Regions from separate parts of the Homo sapiens genome. Here region 1 is linked to region 2. A link is an interaction called in ENCODE POLR2A ChIA-PET data of the cell type or tissue named here. Cell type or tissue: Panc1. All regions are shown on one strand. Each heading gives the region's core, and the rest is flanking DNA. Links, peaks and the distances in the headings are about the cores only.

What was found. Peaks named below come from ENCODE experiments on the same cell type or tissue, not always from the same donor. Only the 100,000 strongest peaks of a DNase experiment are listed, where the experiment ranks them.
Region 1: POLR2A ChIA-PET joins it to region 2 with 5 read pairs; 2 of 35 experiments call an interaction of 5 or more read pairs at or near these places.

The regions. Positions count from the first base shown.
Region 1 is chr5:91,977,561-91,983,581 of GRCh38, forward strand. No RefSeq gene overlaps it. Among named protein-coding and RNA genes, the nearest start is that of ARRDC3, 600 kb to the left of the region's middle. In Panc1, for the core only: no CTCF peak of the experiment used is centred there; no DNase peak of the experiment used is centred there; H3K27ac peaks cover 295 bases.
Region 2 is chr5:92,114,125-92,120,145 of GRCh38, forward strand. No RefSeq gene overlaps it. Among named protein-coding and RNA genes, the nearest start is that of ARRDC3, 730 kb to the left of the region's middle. In Panc1, for the core only: no CTCF peak of the experiment used is centred there; a DNase peak (open chromatin) is centred at 3,029.

The DNA of each region.
Region 1 (6,021 bases), core at 1,123-5,122, 140 kb before region 2:
GAATTGAAATTTGTGGCTTATTATAAAAAACTTATATACATAATTGTCTACATGTAAAGGGATGGCCATAAGTGGAAAATAAATAGCAAAGGATATTTTTCTTTCTAATGTAAACATCTGGCAGTAATCCTTGCTTACACAATTAATGGGCATTTAATTGGCAATGATCAGTTTATTGCTGCAATATGAAGTGAATGTTTCCCCAGGAACAAACAGCTGTTGCAAGAATTTCAGTGATTTAGCAAACACCAGGTGATAGCTGTATCTAGAATGAAGTGCTCTGTCTCTCAGCAAATCACAGTGCACTGGAAAAGAAAAGAAAAAACAAAACTAGGTTAAAAGTAGCATAGCTGGAGAGACTGATTGTCATTGACATTAAAATCTATCCAAAGACCAAACTTAATAAAACAACAGATTAATTACATTAGATGGTATTCAGGTATTCGTGCCTCAAATAAAAAGAAAGAAAGAATTTCTCTAAGAAGCTAATACTAAGTTGGCATGACATTCATCTATTTAAAAGTAGTATTTTATGTCTTATTTTAGAGATATAACAGTTGATGAGATGTGTTTTTGTATTCTAATATTTTATCGTTTTATAAGTCTTAGAAAATTTGATAGTCATGATTCTAATTTTTTGATTAAAAAGTTATTGAAGTCATTCAATGGTTACTGACAATTGTATTTGTCTTAATAGATTTTATTCAACTGTCTCAAATTAAATGTACCACTTTTTAATTTGCATTGCTTGTGCGCTGCTTTCCCATTAAGTTTTAAATAAAAAGTTTTTCATTTTTCATTATGCACTCTTATTACTAATTTAATAAAATGATAATAGCTATGCAAACTTTCTGTTACTACTCAGCTTTTGGCATAGATTAAATTATACATTTTAAATGCAGCACACTGGCAGACACTGTGATTTCATAAAGCTGAGTTTCATTAGTGAAGAAAGTAATTTTGCTTTAGCAAAAAAAATGCTTTTATTTACTATGCTATTTAGTATTAGCTCATGCTAGAGTCTATGAACAATGAACTCAAATGAACAAAGCATCAAGGGCCAATTTACAGAACAATGCTTTTATTTTTTCATGCATGCATTCTGCAATAATTCATCTCCATGACAAAAGCAGACAATCAATCATCTTCTATTGTGCCTTTCTCAATAAAATTACCATTCTTGATGTAACAAAAGAAAGCTGCCTAAGTAACAGGAACAGTTTTACATGCTCAAATCAATAAATTGACCATACTTCAAAAAACCTTTACCCATTAATATGACAATGCAGTTTTATGTTTAACTTATCCGTATTAGTATTAAATTTTTGTTAAGTTCCATTGTTCCTTTTTTTTCATTCAAGAAAATGAAAAATTTAAGAAAGTATTTTAAAGGAATGCTTCCAATTGTTTCAGGGACAAAACTTTCTGGCCTGAGAGTATTGAAATACTATCATCTTGTAATTTTATGTAAGTTGAAATATGTCACATTTAGCAAATGAAATTCCTGTATGTGTAACTCTTAAAATCATATGGCATCTATATACTACTACAAAATGTGTTGTGAAATCATGTAAAAATAGCAGATTTAAGTTGATCTTGTAATACATGGTATGGTTCCTAAAGTAAGATGTTTATATTGTAGAGTATGTTAAACGAAACAACTTGTCCACATATTTCAAAAAGTGTAATATGTAAATATGATGTAAAGAAAACTTAAGTTCAAAGGTTAAGTACAAATTTCCACAGCAGGAAAATCATGAGGAAATGTTATAGATATAGCTACATACCCATTGTGAATAACTACCTATTTTATTTTCAACTAGAATGGTCCCATAAAAAAGCAAAGACTTTAGAAATTTACTAGCTAATGTAGAGTACAATACAGAGATATGTATTTTGCTTTCATATGATTTATGAATGCAACACTATTTTTGGTCTAAAGTCTTAAAGAAATCCAATGGAATTACAACAAAATTCTTAGATTAAAATATGAATAGTTCCAAATAACCTACCAAAGCAACAGGATTAATTTGAGCTAATAACACTCATGCCATTAACCACTCCAAAATTCATAGCACTTTAGAACCTCTGAAGACTTTCTATAATTGTATTTTTTTTTAATTTTTTAGTTAATGAGGCCAGGCCATAACATGTTTCAAGAAAACGAAATCCTTTGCTACAGAAATGCAAATGCAGTGGCTTAGTATCTAAAATACTATAGAGTATAAATGACTGAGAATAGTTTTATTGCAGTTCATAGGCCATTACAATATTCATAGTTCACAGTAGTTTATACATCAATTATCTAATTAAATTCTGAATATTATCTGCTCATAATATTAGTGGTTTCTGAATTTACAGTATCTTCATGGATTAATTCACCATGTCACAAGAATGGCATTCTAAATTTGAGAGTAAAAAATAAATTACTGTATATTTTGTCAGATTTTTTAACCACTAGCAATTAATTTGAAAAATTGCAATAAAAAGTACTCCTATAATGGAAAGTTTAAAGTAAGCATTGAAAATTTTACTACACTCTATTGTAAATTAAATGTGTTAAAGAAAATATTGGGTCATAATAGACTTGAAAGCTTTTTTTTAATCTTGTTTTCTTTTCCCTATGAATCTGTTAATTCATGTTTATTGAGTTCCAGGTTAGTGGGATGTAATGAGTTATCTACTGAGAGAGATTTATTATTAACAGTCAGCTCTTATGAAAAATATTTTTTATTTACGTGTTATTCTAACTCAATTCAAAGGAACTTATTTCAGGGAATACCGGAAAGTCATTTTATGTTGGATACTTCATTTTTGTCTTAACGATCCTTAGCTATAGTTGCTGAAGAAAGGAAAAGCAGAAGATATAATTCAACAAGAAAACATAATGTTGTTTGTCATACCATGACAACCATATTGCTGAATTTTCTTGAACTGTAACTTAGCTTCATAGAGACTTTATGCCAGGGATCAAGATTTGATTTTTTTTCCACATGTAGAAACTTTACAGCTCTACCAGTCAATTGCTTTCTCTAGTAGCCATCTCAGACTCTTTCCCACACTCCCATATCCTCTCTCCCTTTCTCTTTCTTTCCTTTCCCCTCCTCCTTCCCTAATGCTGCCAGATCAACTAAAGTGTAATGAACAACGTACCTAGGATTTCCTTACAACCTTCACTTTGAAGGCAGAATGGAGGGCCCCTGAAACTCCCATCAAGTGCCATTTCATTAGCCCTGGGACTTTGTTTAAATTACGTAGCCATTACTACTGTCTGTGAAAGCCCTTGGTTTCTTTCTTTTATGGATTGTAATATTTATTTCTAACACACCTTTCAACAGCAAAGCTGAAGAAATAAAGTCACCTATGCTGGAAGGTATATAAACCAAGAGGATTCTATCAAAATTTGAAGTGTTTTTGTTTTGTTTTGTTTTGTTTTTTTGCCCCACTTTAACAGCCTTATTCAGATCAGTAGAGTGCTTCTTATTTTGGGCTGTACTTTCACTGAATCTTAATCCTGGCTAATCTGTCCTTGTTAGTAAGATATTGGTTTGAAATTACAGTTTTTGAAAAAATTTTGGCAGATAATACAAGTTAAAATCATAATTATTAGAGAAAAATCCAGGCTGACCTTTTTGACCAATCAACTTGCACCTTGAGATTAGTGTACTGTAGAGCCTCTCACACTTTAGTGAGCATCAGATTCACCTGGAGGGCTTATTAAAACACAGTTCACTAGCCCCCACTCCAAGAGTTTCTAATTCAGCAGAAGAGTGGGTGGCAGAGAATTTGCCTTTCTAACAAATTCCTATGGTGTGCTGATACTGCTGGTCTGGAGACAAGAGTTTGAGAACCACTGTTGTGTTAGTCGATCTAAAAGATATTTTACATCTTACATTTGTGAACCCTAAAATCTAGTGAATATATCACATCATGTTGGGGTTTCTAAAAAAAACATGACTTAATAGTTTGCCAAAGACTACATTATTTTGTATAATATGAACAGCATGCTTAATGTTTTTGACTCAGGCAGTTTGTGCCTTCAGGCTGATGTCACCAAATCCTAAACTTATTCTGCAAAGCTGGGTATTTTTACCAGATGTTGCTTTTGGAGATTAAAATTATTTATAAACCATAGTTGTCAAAGTTCTGATTAAAGACAAATTTCTTTTTACACTTGTACTTCAACAAAGTCAAGATTTGTAATGCCTTGACTCGTACTTTTCTTTCTTATAATTAAATCTTCCTGCCTCTACCTGCTTTGCTACCCAGTGGAGAATGTGCATCATATCACTTCAATCACTCTCTTGCCAATTATCTCCTTTCTGATTTCTGTTAGCTCTTCAAAAATCTAACTCTAAATACTTTCAATTATCTCTCTTTCCCTAAACTATACACAGTCTGCTGAGTGCTGATGAAAAGAAAATCACACTGCATAACCACCACAAATCTATGACCTCCAATCTCAACTGGGTCCATCTTGCTATCTCTAGCAGCCCTTTCTTCAGTTGCTTTTTTTTTTTTAACCTGCTGTACCTATTCTAAAACTTATCTTTCAAATTTACTAGGCAACCACAATATTCATCACTCTGCGAATATCTGCTTTACAGAGAAAGTGCTAGAAATTAAATAAAACACTCTCTATCGTCATATTCACCCTTACCTCCAACAAGAAGAAAGAGAAAGTTCTCATTCTTAAAGCAAATCCATTTTCAGTGTTTTGGATGTACCTCTTCATAAGACCTCATTTCCTTGATTATTCCCCATTCCAACCATATATTTCTTTTTCTCTCCACTTTCTTAATATCAGCATTAAAACCATAGTTAAATTTCTTCCAGTTTTTCCATGTTTCTTTTTTCTAGAGACCCACCTTCTCATCCTTTCCCTGGCACACTTATTAAAGGATTTGCCTCGTCTCATCCTCACCACTTCTAATCTATTTAGATTAGCCACTTCTCAGCTCATGGCTAACAACTCTCTTCTAGAAATATCTTCTTTCCTTACCTTCTCCTACATTTTGACTGCTTTTTTTCACTCTATCTATTCTTCAGATACTGTTCTATTTGCTGGTTTCCCAAAGCAGGGTGATCTCAACACCCAGTCTTTGTTATATTTTCAAATATAGCTTCCAGCCTGCTTTACTCCTTGAATACAAACCGGTGTATCCAACTACCAACTGGAGATCTTTCCTAGAAGTCCCACACTCTCTCCAAATTAAACTTATCATCTTGTTCCCTAAAACATGCTTCTTATCATGTGGGTTTTTAATTCCATGAAAATGTAGGATAACACAGTATATAATATTTTACTTGGAGCCAACAGGTCATAGAGTGCCACACTGCCACTACGTGAGTTGGTATAAGTCACACCACTACATCTCTGTTTCTTCTCTGTAATATTAGAATAACAAAATACACAAAAATATTTATATTTTGTTTTACATAAATTATTTTTTCAGATACTTTAATGTTACTGCTTTATAAAAATGGTGCTTGACTTGCTTAAAAAAAGCTAACATATATTCAAGACATAGACACAGTTAGGCTTGTGGCTAAGCAAAACTAGAGATAACAGGAGCAGCAAAAATAAGAACCATAAGGAGAACTTAATAGAATTGAGCTATTAATTTTAGGGAAGGAGGGAAAGCCATAACTTAATGGCCTATGTGACATGATTGGATCAACAATAGTAATGATTTATCTTATCCAGTGACTATTGAACAGAAAAGTGTGGACCAGATAAAGAGAGATTATGATTATATATTAATACATATTTTCTGACAGTGAGAATTATTAAACATTGTAATGAGTTGCTTTGGAGGTCTCTAAGAATTGGATAGATTTTCACTAGTCCTGCAAGATCCTGACACGTGAAATTGCATAGGGATATAGTAAGTACTCCTGAGGCACCTTCATAATTCTATGACAGCTCTGAAAATTTGCTTGAAGATATTTGAAACATGAAATTTAGATTAATATTCCTGGAAACATTCTGAAGGTTTAATTCAGTCTGAAAATTAACAA
Region 2 (6,021 bases), core at 1,076-5,075:
AAATGCTAATTAGTTCAGTATAACTACTCATCCTGAAGTACCTTGTTAATAATTAAAGAATATTAATTTATTTTGTTTTATTTTGTTCTAAGTTATGAAGTTTAGATGCCTGTGGGAATGCTCAGTTATTCAGGACATCAAATTCAACAGAATACCAACAGATAATTCTATTTTTAAATTTTTTTCAGAAACTATAGCTACTGGTTACATTTAGGATAAAATTTTATTTAAAAAGAGTAATACCTTTAAGTAGCAGTGTAAATTATAAATTTATTTTAAAATGACTATGGAAAACTAACAATGATATTTCAATTTTCAGGTGCTGTTTTATTTTCTGAAGTTTAGATATACTTAGACAAATTTTTATTTTCCATTATGTAGTATAATTATTTTACTTTATTATCATTAACATTTTAGAATATAAAAAGGCATAGTTTCACTAGATCACCTGCATTGTCTTCAAAAGCTCTTAAGAAAAAAATGTGATCATATAAGGAAATTCAGACATAAATACATATTTGTATAGAGAGAAGGAAGGGAAGAGGTAGGGAGAAGGACACATTTTAAAAGGGAGAAATAAGTGACATCATATTCTAATGGAGACCAGCAAAGGTAAGATATCAAAACTTGGTTTGGGCTGTTTTTTAACTTTAATATGTTAACTAATTAATACATGATATATATGTACCCTATGTCTTTAGAATTCATTGTAAATTAACCAATAAGAAATGAGGAGCTCCTGTTTGGGGCTCTTGCATAGCTGTAGAATGATCCGTTTTAAAGACCTGACTCAGTAGTTCTGAGGGCTCCTGAGAAACCTTTGCTCATGGCCTCCTCAGTGGTGAGAATAGGCAGGGTGGTCTCTTTTTCCTCACACTTTCCCCCTTGAAAGTTGATTAAGTATTTGTATGTCAAAAGAGTTTTATAGATTTTATGCCAATGAAATAAAAAACCACTGAAGTGAAAACAAAATGATCAATTGAAGTATATGCTATTAATAGTTTTTTCAATGCCTCCTAGATGCAAGTAATTAAGAAAAGTATCTACAAATAATAGAAAACATGAAAGCAAGACTTTCTGGGATAAACAGCCATGTGGTTAGCTATTGATGAGTTATCAAGAGATGATCTGCTTACAGGGCATAAGAATCTAATGCTCATCAGTGAAGAAGATGATTGACTTAAATGATCTTTTGTCTTGGTGTAATTTGACCTTCTTATATAAAGCATGCATTATAGGTCCATATCTTTCCTTTTTTTGTGTTATCACACTATCAGTTATATATAAATAATCAAATATTTTTGCTATCAAATAAGACACTAATGTAATTATAAATGAAGTCAATTTGGTGAAGTAAATGGAAGACTTTATGTTGTATTGAATAATGTTCATTTATAGTTGAGATGTGGTAAACTCCTAACATGGAAATTATACTTGAATTCTGGTTGCTCCAACAAAGCCAAACATATCTATATAGTGAATACTGTGTTCTATTAGAATGGATTCCAAACCATACTTCATTTTTAAGCCACTATTCTGGTTTTTAATCTTGATAAATAGAATGCTGTTTAGTCACCAGAGTTGCTGATATTGAGTTCCAGGCAGTTGTGAGGTATCCAATGGCAGTGAAATAAGCAACCTGTGCATTACTGGGAGGTTCAAGATGAGATGCCAGCAAATCATAAAACTGGAAGTTTCCCCATTCGTCTTCTAGCCAGAAAACAAGCTTTCATCAACTACCTTTCTACTGAGTTACTTGATTTAAAATAAAACAAAATCAGCCTTGGTTCTGGAATTTTTTTTAGCAATAGAAGTATTGCATCTTGAAATGGCTGCTGGCTGTAAGTCTTAAAATGCATTGCAGATGATGGAGTAAAAATAAAGCACATTAACAGATATTTTCTCTGTATTCATACAGGCTAATTCTAGTGCTCCTGTCTCAGATTTTGTATTGTTTGCTTTTTGGTTTTGTAGTTGTCATTTTTTTTTTAAGGTTATCAGTCAAATAATTTTTTTTTTGAGATGGAGTTTTACTCTTGTTGCCCATGCTGGAGTGCAATGACACGATCTTGGCTCACTGCAACCTCCGCCTCCCCGGTTCAAGGGATTCTCCTGCCTCAGCCTCCCGAGTAGCTGGGATTACAGGCACTCACCACCATGCCTGGCTAATTTTGTATTTTTTAGTAGAGACAGGGTTTCTCCATGTTGGTCAGACTGGTCTCAAAAAATAAGTATTTTTAGAAGTCTACCTTATGAAGGTATGTAATTGGATACTTACTAATTTCCAATCCATTCCTGCACTTCCTTGGCACATGCAAACATTAAAAACCATTCCAGAAAGAGACCTTTGTTAAAGGTAACAAAGACAGGACTTTTTTTTATTTTTCTCTACCCATAGGATCCAGAGCCCTATTCTCTCCTCTAGCAACAAAACCTCAGGCCTTGAAGGATGTCCGCCTATTCTGAGAACCAAGCATACGATGAAACAAAATCACTGTGACTGAGCGTGAGGTGAGAGGAAAACTAGGGAGTGAACAGAGGTAAAGGGATGGATTACTCTTGAGAGAAGTGAGACAGAGGGAGCGAGGGAGAGCAGAGAGAGTCCATGGAATGCAATTGAGACACTACCCCTAGATCTTTACTTAATGTGACTTTATAGCTTGAAAGTCATGATACAAACCCATAATTACACATTGTTTTATGTATTCGTTTGGTTTTCACACACAGGATTGATATTTTATTAACATCTTTTGGTTATAGACTATACTCTCCAACATTTAGCACGAGGTGCTGAGATTAGATAAATACAATTTTGTTTGGATGAGGGAAGAAATGAAGTAGTTTAGAATGTAAAGTTATGAAGTAAGGGTTGTCGGGAAGAGGTGAAAATGCAGTAACTCCCTTCTTTTCTTCTTATATCTTTCACTGGATTTCCTTTTCCACATGAAGTTGAAACTAACAAAGACGTATGCAACCTATTAACCTGTTAAGATGAGCTGCATGAGATAGTGTTCTTAAATCAGAACTGTGGAGTATAGCATCTGGTACTTCAGAGCCTTGAAAGACTGAAATTGTTACCATTAATACAGGCAAATGTGCAACTCATATAAACAAGTATTCTCAGATTGGTGTGTAAATGAAAATGCCAATTTACTGATTTGTATTGGTAATCAGCCTGCTGTAGTGATAAAACATTGGTGTCCGGTGGTCAGGGGATCCTGTTCCAAGAATTGAGGCAATTGAAAAACTTAATAGTGAAAAACCTACTCAGTGTATATGGCACTAGGAGAATATCTATTTTTATTCCAGCTGGCAGCCTAAAGTAGGATTTCCAAACCAGAGTACTTTGAGAGTATGTATCAGTATGTGGCAAAACCATGAGATAAACATGGTGCATTGCCTTAGAGTGCCAATTTCACTACCAGATTATATTTATTTTTATCAGGAATTGTTAAGACATTTAAACATATTTATATATAAACAAACACAATTATGTTATAGAATATGCAGAGGAATGCAAAATGCAAGTAGGCATTTTTAGATAAAACACACACACAAATTCTTTTGTAGGAAGCTTCAAGCCAGACAAAGAGGTGCAGTGCAGGCAGGATTGTGCAAAAAGAGCTATTTCCTCTCTTTTTAGTAAATGCTGGAGGAAAGTTTGTAAAGGATCTGCTGGGTGAATTGATACCCTACTCCACAGAGAGGTAGGAGATACGTCTCCATAGTGAGGGAGAAACACTGACATATCCTTTCCCCTCAACACATCTCTGGGCAGACTCCTTGCTGACCATTGTCCACTTGAACTCATCTTTACAGCCTCATTCATTCTTTTTCAATACACTTTCATAACTTTTCTAAATTTATAGCTTATCTTACATTGATTACATTTTAGGTTGACTGCTTCCTGATGATATATAAAGGGCACCTTAATCTCATGAATTACCTGTTTCTAAATCACAATGCAGGCTGAGTTACTTTATGAAAGGTTTTCTGGCTCCATCTCTATTATGTGGATTTTGATCAACAATGATTACCTGGATTGGACCATTTTGCCCTGAGTGTTTCTATATTTTCCTCACCCTTGTCTTAACTGTGTTTCATCCTAGGTTTTTTAGATAACATTTCTTTTCAGTTTTTATTCTTTCTTTATATTCAATGATATACTTTTTGCATAATACTTACCTTTAAAAGTTCAAACAAGACCTTCTAAAGAAAAACTAGACATGTTAATCTACATAGGTAACTGTTTAAATTAAAAAATATTATTTTTCAATCTTTGTGAAATCAAGCATTATATGATCAAAATTTACCAAATCATAGCCTAGAGGCCAACAGCTGCATGAGTTCAATGAATATTATTCTTTGCTGTCTTTGTTTTATTTTTTTCCTTAGACTTTTTTATGGCTTAAATTATGACTGAAGTAATTGTATAAAGGCAAGTAAGGTCAGTGAGAAAGGATGGTTGGGAAAGAAATCACATGGTCAGTTGTGTGTCTCTACAAAAAATAATATTCTAGCTCCTATGTCCGCTCCTACCTCTTCCACCATTTACATTTTATTTATTTACTCTATGTTTATGTCACTTGCCTCTTCTAAAACCAAATTAGGTATTTGTTTCTGTTTATTTTCAATATTCTTATTAAAATTTAAGTTACAAGAGAATAAGGACTTTCTCTGTCTTGTTCACTCTGTTGTTATCACCTAGAATAGTACTTGATGACTCTCAGTGTATATACATATACATATATATATATTTAACTTCAGCACTGTTGAAATTTTGAGCTGGATAAATCTTTTTTTGGGTGAGGGGGCTGTCCTATGTGTTGTAGGATGTTTAGCAGCATCCATGGCCTCTGCCTTTTCATGTCAGTAGCATCCCTTCTCCAGGTTGTGATAAGCAAAAATTTATCCATACATTACCAAATATTACCAGGAGGAAAGGATGTGGCAAAATCACCCCGATTAAGAATTGTTGGCTTGACAAAATCAGAAGTCACATGGATCTAATCCTATTCTCCTTCCCTTGTAAAGACAAATGAAAATCAGGACCAAAGGACTTCATTTAAATGACAAAGTGAAATTTATTGACAGACAATCTACTTTTCCTGAAGATAGAGGTGACGTAGGTCAGGAATGTCACCAAGGCAATCCAAACCACATATGCAGATTGAAGATTAAGTTGGATAGAATGATTTTGAATGTTAGAATTCCTGGAGTGCCACAGCTCTTCATTTGTCACAGAGGTGGTGCTACAGCAGGATTAGCTGTGACTATTTTAGCTTCATTTGTTTTCTTTTTAGTTGAACCATTGCAAATAGCTCAAGATTAGGCCACACAGATATCACTTGTATTTTGCCTCAGGATTTTCATATTTGTTTAATCTAAGGGCAGATAAATCTACTCAGGAACTTACCTACCTGTATTAATTATAGTTGCTATATTAGTAAATAGTTGATTTAAACATTTTTTTCTAGAATAATATACTTCCCCCTTATTTTCTTCATCGTTTTCCTTAACTCTTAGTGAGAAATTTATCATTCACTTATGTTCCATTAATTTCTATAACTCACCAGGCAGAGATAAGACTGTAGATATTTGTAAGTTACCCAGGGATCAAAAACTTTAGCTCTTCTCTTGAAATTCATCACAGGAAAACATTAAGTTTGGGCAACACTCAACTTTGTAAAACTAAAAAAGTAGAATTAATTTGCTATTCTTTAGTCTTATGGAAACACAATTACTGCTATCATGTATATATTTAGTGAGTAATTTGAAGATATTGTTAAAATATAATCAAAAATGAGATCACAATTTTATTCTTAAAACTTTGTTTTCAAATTATGATAATTTCTATGCATTATTTAAGGTTTATAATATGTGTAATAAAATAAATTAATAGGAATGATGCACGGGGTGGTCATTTTACGTTTTATATTCTTTAATGAGACTACAGCATATGATATTTGTTTATTTCTAATATTTTTTTGTGAGTCCCTTGACAAGGCAGTTTATTACAAT